2 separate regions of the Homo sapiens genome follow, and region 2 is linked to region 1. A link is a contact called in ENCODE Hi-C or POLR2A ChIA-PET data. All regions are on one chromosome and are shown on one strand. Each heading gives the region's core, a stretch centred on a gene start or an enhancer-like site at or near the end of the contact. The rest is flanking DNA. Distances are from core to core; before and after follow the strand shown. Region 1 has its middle 36 kb from the start of SHLD1. Region 2 has its middle 63 kb from the start of GPCPD1.

The links. Hi-C counts contacts between places; a loop is a spot of excess contacts on that map. ChIA-PET counts read pairs that join two places held with the same protein, here RNA polymerase II (POLR2A). Pooled maps may share reads with other maps.
Region 2: a loop to region 1 is called in a map of naive thymus-derived CD4-positive, alpha-beta T cell, with 7 times the contacts of the local background. The contact joins two enhancer-like sites. A Hi-C loop is called at or near these places in 3 of 168 maps with a recorded cell type or tissue (PC-9, endothelial cell of hepatic sinusoid and naive thymus-derived CD4-positive, alpha-beta T cell) and 14 of 50 pooled maps. POLR2A ChIA-PET finds 5 or more read pairs at or near these places in 11 of 52 experiments (A549, AG04450, B cell and 8 more).

Annotation. Positions count from the first base shown.
Region 1 is chr20:5,712,250-5,715,828 of GRCh38, forward strand. No RefSeq gene overlaps it. Among named protein-coding and RNA genes, the nearest start is that of SHLD1, 36 kb to the right of the region's middle. RefSeq lists a silencer at 2,334-2,628. Within about 2 kb of position 1,827, at least 5 of the 41 ENCODE cell types and tissues checked have a DNase peak (open chromatin) inside an H3K27ac peak, as active enhancers do.
Region 2 is chr20:5,672,327-5,675,991 of GRCh38, forward strand. No RefSeq gene overlaps it. Among named protein-coding and RNA genes, the nearest start is that of GPCPD1, 63 kb to the left of the region's middle. Within about 2 kb of position 2,150, at least 6 of the 41 ENCODE cell types and tissues checked have a DNase peak (open chromatin) inside an H3K27ac peak, as active enhancers do.

The DNA of each region.
Region 1 (3,579 bases), core at 577-3,076:
GCCTCAGACTCCCAGATAGCTGGAATTATAGGTACGTGCCACCATGCCCAGCTAATTTTTGTATTTTTAGTAAAGACGGAGTTTCACCATGTTGGCCAATCTGGTCTTGAACTCCTGACCTCAAGTGATCCTTCTGCCTTGGCATCCGAAAGTTCTGGGATTACAGGCATGAGCCACTGCACCCCGCCTATTTTTGTTTTGTATACTGAATGCTTATTTAAAATTACTCACATATATAGCAATTATTTGCTCTTTATTCCTTCTTGCACCTCTGATTTTCATTTTGGATCATTTTCATTCTCCCGAAATAATGCCTGTTAGATTTTCCTTTAATGCATGTTTGCTGGTGGTTGAAGTCTTCTTGTTCAGTTTGTCTAAAATGTTTTTATGTTGCCTTTTACCCCCAACTTGTACTTGTAATTGCCTTTGTTCTGGAAGGATACTTTTGTCGTCAGTAGGATTCTACATTGGCAGTTATTTTCTTTCAGCCAACTGAAGATATAATTCCATTCTCTTCTAGCTCCTGTAAATAAGTCTTTTGAAAGGAATCTCTTTTTCCTGTGAATACTTTAAAATTGTTCTCTTTGGTTTCTGAAGTGTCTTCATAACATATCTAGGCGTTAATTTAAAAAAATTTATACTCTTTGGGATTTGTTAGGCTTCATGAATCTGTGGGTTGATGTCCTTCATTAGTTCCAAGAATTCTTAGGTATATATTTTTTCAAATGTTGCTTCTGCCTCATTCTTTGTCTTTTCTTCTTCTAAGACTCGGGTTAAATATATACTAGACCTTCTTCCATTATCCTCTAGATCTCCTCTCAAGTCTTGTGTGCTTTATGTCTTTTTGTCTTTCCGCGCTATATCCTGGATAGTTTCTTCTGACCTATCTTCTACTTTATGAATTATCCTTTCAGTTGTATCAAATATGTTTATTCCATCTGCTATGGACTGAATTGTGCACCCCTATATTCATATGTTGAAGCCCTAACCCACAATATGACTGTGTTTGGAGACAGGTCCTATATAAGGAGGTAATTAAGATTAACTTCAGTTATAAGGGTGGGTACCTGTTCTGATAGGATTCATGCACTTAAAGCAGAGACACCAGAAAGCTCACTTTCTCTCTCTCTGCCATGCAGAGAGAAGGTGGCTATTTGCAGCCTCATTAGAAACCCTAGCAGAACCTTGATCTTGGACTTTCCAGCCTCTAGAATGGAGTCTCCCTCAGAATTATTGTCTGATAAAATAATTTATGTTTTTAAACCACACAATCAGCTGGGTGCAGTGGCTCATGCCTGTAATCCCAGCACTTTGGGAGGCCAAGGTGAATGGATCACTTGAGTCCAGTAATTTGACACCAGCCTGGACAATATAGCAAAACCTCATCTCTACAAGAAATGACAACAACAACAACAAAATTAGCCGGGAGTGGTGGCACACACCTGTAATACCAGCCACTTGGGAGGCTGAGGCACAAGAATCATTTGAACCTAGGAGGCAGAGGTTGCAGTGAGACACGATCAGGCCACTGCACTCCAGTCTGGGTGACAGAGTGAGACTCAAAAGAAAAAGTAAAATGTTTTTTAAAAATGAAAGAATAGGCATTTAAACTTTTACCCGGGAAATTTCTTTTTCTTTCTTTTTTTCTTTTTCTTTTTCTTTTTTTTTTTTTTTTTTTTTTTTTTTTTTTTTTTTTGAGGCAGGGTCTTGCTCTGCCCCGAGGTTGGAGTGCAGTGATGTGATTATGGCTCCCTGCAGCCTCAACTTCCCAGCCTCAAGTCATCTTCCCACCTCAGCTCCTGAGTAGCTGGAACTACAGGCACATACCACATGCCCAGCTAACTTTTTTATTTTTTGTATAGATGGGTCTTACTATATTGCCCAGGCTGGTCTCGAGTTCTTTGGCCGCAAGAGATCCTCCCACCTCAGCCTCCCAAGGTACTGAGATTACAGGTGTGAGCCACTGTGCCTGGCCAGAACTCTCACTATACAGTCCTATCCATTTACAGCCCTTTGCCTACATGTCCTTAGATCTGTGTTTCCCAGATTTTCCCATAAATTCCCTGCAACCTTCCTTTTGACCTTGAGTGCTCTACACAGTCATCCCATTTCTAGTTCATCTATAGGAATAGTGGAGTTGACAGCAAATAATGTTTTTCAACTGCTTGAATATTAGAGTCCTTCTCCCTTGTACAGCAATATATGTCTATGATGAAGCTTAGTAAAATAGCTGTAGAACGAATTCGGAGATAAAATTACAGGAACTCTATAACAGCACATGTGGCTTTTCTCTGTCTCTGAATCTACCTCTTCTGGAAATGAACAGGAGTAACTTAGGTGAGCTCACAAACATAGCTACTACCATGCAGTATGTACCCTTACACCACCCCTGCCCCCACTCCCACTGTAGTTTCCTGGGCTTTAGTCTGTTCTAAGTTCTTTGATGCTTGTGAAGCTACTTCTGCTGACTTTGTTGACACTGACATTGTTACCATGGTTACCAGGGAAGTCAGACAATATACTGAAGGGGAGTTGCTTCCTGCCCTAACCAGGACAAAGACACTATAACCTTTGAGGTTGCTGGTGTATCCGTGTCCTCAGTGAAGAATTCATGTATGAGCTGAGGTTGCCAAAGAAGCAGGGAAGCTTTCTTCCCCCTCCTTTGCCTCACACTCTGTTACACTGAGTTAGAAGACATTTACCTGTGAAAACCACAATGACACACTGTTCTACCTAAGAGGCTGGCAAGATCAAAATGACTGATAAACTGTATCAGAAAGGGCGTGGAAAAACAGATATTGTTGGTGGAATGTAAATGGACATAATCTCTTTAGGAGAACAATTTGGGCATCCATACCGTTTGATGGAGCAACTTTATCCCTAATTTATAGCGCAACGTGTGCAAAACAAGCACATGGATAGAATAGTCAATGTGGCAGCATCTGTAAGTCGAAGATTAGAAACAATGGGACAGCACACTCAGTGTGGCCTTTCCATGTGCCATTGGCTCCACTCCCAGTTCACCTGCAGCCAGGGAGGAAGGTTCTGTATGTGCTGACAAGGCTCCCCACCTCAAGCCACCTGCAGCACCCTCAAGGGAAATCTTCAACCAGTGATAATGAAAGATGACGCATGTCTTAGTCTACTCAGGCTGCCATAACAAAATACTAAACACTATGTGGCTTAAACAACACAATTTTATTTGCTCACAGTTCTTGATTCTAGAAGTCCAAGATCAAGATTCTGGCTGATCTGGTTTCTGATGAAGGCTTTCTTCCTGGCTTGCAGGAAAGGCCATGTGAGGAGGTCTTAGTGAGAAGGCCTTAGTGCATGCACATGGGAAGAGAGAGCAAGCTGTCCAGTGTCTTTTCTCATAAGGGCACTAATCCTATCAGATCAGGGCCCCACCCTTATGATCTCAGATAACCTTATGCTTGACCCTTGAACAACACAGGGGCTAGGGACATCAACCCCTCACACAGTTGAAAACTCACATATAACTTTTGATTCCTCAAAAACTTAACTACCTCAAGGAATTAGGACATGGAAAAATAAAACTAACTACTAATAGACCATTGT
Region 2 (3,665 bases), core at 900-3,399, 40 kb before region 1:
CTAGACTGGGTAATTTATAAGGGAAAGAGGTGTAACTGACCCACGGTTCCACATGACTGGGGAGGCCTCAGGAAACTTACAATCATGGCAGAAGGGGAAACAAGCCGTCTTACGTGGCAGCAGGTGAGGCCGGGGGTGTGGGGAGAGGGAGAGAGCACGTGTAAGCACAGGAAAAACTACTCTTTAAAACCGTCAGATCGCATGAGAACTCACTATCATGAAAACAGCACGGGGGAACTGCCCCCATAATCCAATCACCTCCTACCAGGTCTCTCCGTTAACGCCTGGGGATTACAAGTCAAGATGAGATTTGGGTGAGAACACAAAGCCTAATCATATCAGATCTGTTTTTATTTTATTTTATTTTATTTTATTTTATTTTATTTTATTTTATTTTATTTTATTTATTATTTTATTTTATTATTTTATTTTATTATTTTATTTTATTTTATTTTATATTTTATTTTATTTTATTTTGAGAGGGAGTCTAACTCTGTCACCCAGGCTGGAGCGCAGTGCCGCGACCTCCGCTCACTGCAAGCTCCGCCTCCCGGGTTCCCGCCATTCTCCTGCCTCAGCCTCCAGAGTAGTGGGGACTACAGGCGCCCACCACTACGCCCGGCTAATTTTTTATATTTTTAGTAGAGACGGGGTTTCACCTGTGTTAGCCAGGATGATCTCGATCTCCTGACCTCGTGATCCGCCCGCTTCGGCCTCCCAAAGTGCTGGGATTACAGGCGTGAGCCACCGCACCCGGCCATATCTGTTTTTAAATATACATAATATTGAATTATATCTGTTCTTATGTTTAAAGTACTAGTAGGAAATACCCAAAATATTAATAATCTTTGTAACTGAGGGATAGGTTTATACTTGATTTTTACTTTTACTTTTCATTTATCTGTAGTGCCTATATTGTCTACAATAAACATGTATTATATATTTACTTTTGTTGTAAGGAACAAAGGTTTTTCTAAAAGTGGGGAGTGAGACTTAACCCCTGAACTCCCCCCAAAAAGACCATTGAATTTGTTTTCATGAGAATTAAACATTTCTTGAGTCAAAGACACCAAAAGTGAACTTAACAGCAGATGAACTGAGAAAAAGTATTTACAATGTGCAGAGCAGAAAAAGAGTTTTATTTTTCTGAAAACATTTTTATTTATTTATTTATTTTGAGACAGGGTCTCACTTTGTCACCCAGGCTGCAATGCAGTGCTATTATCTCAGCTCACTGCAGCCTTGACCTCCTGGGTTCAAGTGATCCTCTAACCTCAGCCCCCCAAGTATCGGGGACTACAGGTGCACGCACCACCGCACCCAACTAATTATTTGTATTTTTTGTAGAGACAGATTTTCGCTATGTTGCCCAGGCTCAAACTTCTGGGCTACAGCAATCTGCCCACCTTGACCTCCCAAAGTGCTAGGATTACAGGCATGAGCCACCATGCTTGGCCAGGAAAAGAATTTTAATCATTATATACATATACGTGTGTGTGTGTGTGTGTATACATATATATAAAACAAGTCAATAAGAAAAATAAAAACAATCAATAGAAAATTGAACAAAAGATAACAGCAATTTACAGAAGTTGAAGAAAAAAGTCCAATAAATATATGAAAAGATTTTAATCTCATTAAAAACGAAGGAAATAGAGGTCACAACCATTAATAAAATATTTTTTGCCAAAAAAATTTTTTTTGCTTATCACTTTAGAAAATACCTTAAAAATCACTAGCAATCAGAGTTTGTGAGGATGGTTATTCTCGCTAATAATACCAACCATCTATGTGTATACCTACTGTTGGTGGAACTGAAAATTGGCAGAGCCCTTTCTGAAAAGAACTTAGTGGTATATGTCAATACTTTAGGTATGCATGCCCTATGACACAGTGGTTCCAATTTCAGGTATCTATTCCAGAGAAATATTTGCCCATGTGCATGAAGAGGTGTGTACAAGAAGAGGCATGAGTCATAAAGCACTGGAAACAACACAAATGTCTAGCATGGAAGAATGGTTATGTAAACTATGATTGGTCTGTTCTATTGAAAAACCACACAGCACCTAAAACAATTAGAAAGACCTATATGTGGTGACATGGCAAGATAGAGCAACATAGCTCAGGGGTAACCACTGAGGGCCTGTCTGGATTCAAATCATGTTTCTGAAACTTCCTGTCTGTCAGACCTTGGAGAAGCCGCCTAAAGCGCTCTAAGTTTCCACTTCCCCATTTGTAAAATCGGAAAGATAGTATTATGTGCCTCCTAGGGCTGTTAATGAGAATTAAATGGGGCAATACATGCACTGTGTTTTTTTTTTTTTTTTTTTTTTGAGACAGGGACTTGCTCTATCATCTAGAGTAGAGTGCAGTGGCATTATCATGGCTCATTGCAGCCTTGACCTCCCAGGTTCAAATGATCCTCCTACCTCAGCCTCCTGGGACTGTAGCTGGGAATACAGGAGTGCACCACTGTGCTTGGCTAATTTTTATTTTTTTGTAGAGATGGGATCTTGCTATGTTGCCCAGGGTAGTCTCGAACTCCTGGGCTCAAGTGATCCACCCGCCTCAGCATCCCAAAGTGCTGGGATTAGAGGTATTAGCCACTTTGCCTGGCCATACACAACATTTTGAACTGTGTGTGTCTCACAGTAATTTATCAATAAAAATACAAACTTTTGCATATTAGAGAAAAGCAAGTTGTAGAACACCAAACATGATATCAAAGCCTTAATACTAAAGGTAATATATGTGGGTATGCCTATATATGCATAGAAAATGGCCCAGTAGAAAACATGTCTCATTAATAGCGGTGTTTATTTCTGATAAAGGAAAGGACTGGGATAAGGCTGGGGTAGGAAAGCTGTCATATCAACTCTACACTTCAGTATTATTTACTTTTTTACAGAAATAAATGTAACTTGTTTGCTGCATGCAGGCACTTGCATGCGCACGCGCGCACACACACACACACACACACACACACATATGCATACACCAGTTACCTTGGGCAAGGCAATATAGGCTTTGACTCTAGTTTGAAGATTTCAAGAGTACCAAATGTTTTACTCAAGGAATTTGAGCAATTGTGCAATTTTCAACAGTGTTTTGTGTCTATTTTGGCTACACAGAGAACTTCCTCAACAACATGGAAACAGACGAGTTTAGATTGTAGTTAACAAGAATAATTTGCAGAAATAGAAAGAAGCAAATAATCTGTTCTGTTAATAACACTCATCTGTCACCCATGCAATGCCTTTCACAGTTGACTGAGAGCCAATTTTATCTTGCTGTCACATAGAGTGTCCTTTTTATCATTGCAGTTGCACACTTCCCACAATCTTTAGGCAAAGAGGCGGAACTGCCTCATCTACGTGTATAGAAGTTATCTTGTTGCCCGGGTTGGAGTGTGCAGTGTGCAGTCTTGCCTCACTGCAGCCTTGACCTCCTGGGTTTAAGCAATCCTCCTGCCTCAGCCTCCTGAGTTTCTAGGACTACATACATGCCACCATGCTGGGCTAATTAAAAAAAATTTTTTTTGTAGAGATAGGGTCTTGCTATGTTGCCCAGGCTGCTCTCAAACTCCTGGCTTCAAGTGATTCTCCCACCTCAGCGTTCTAATATGTAGGGATTATAGGTGTCAGCCACCATGCTCAGCCTCTCTT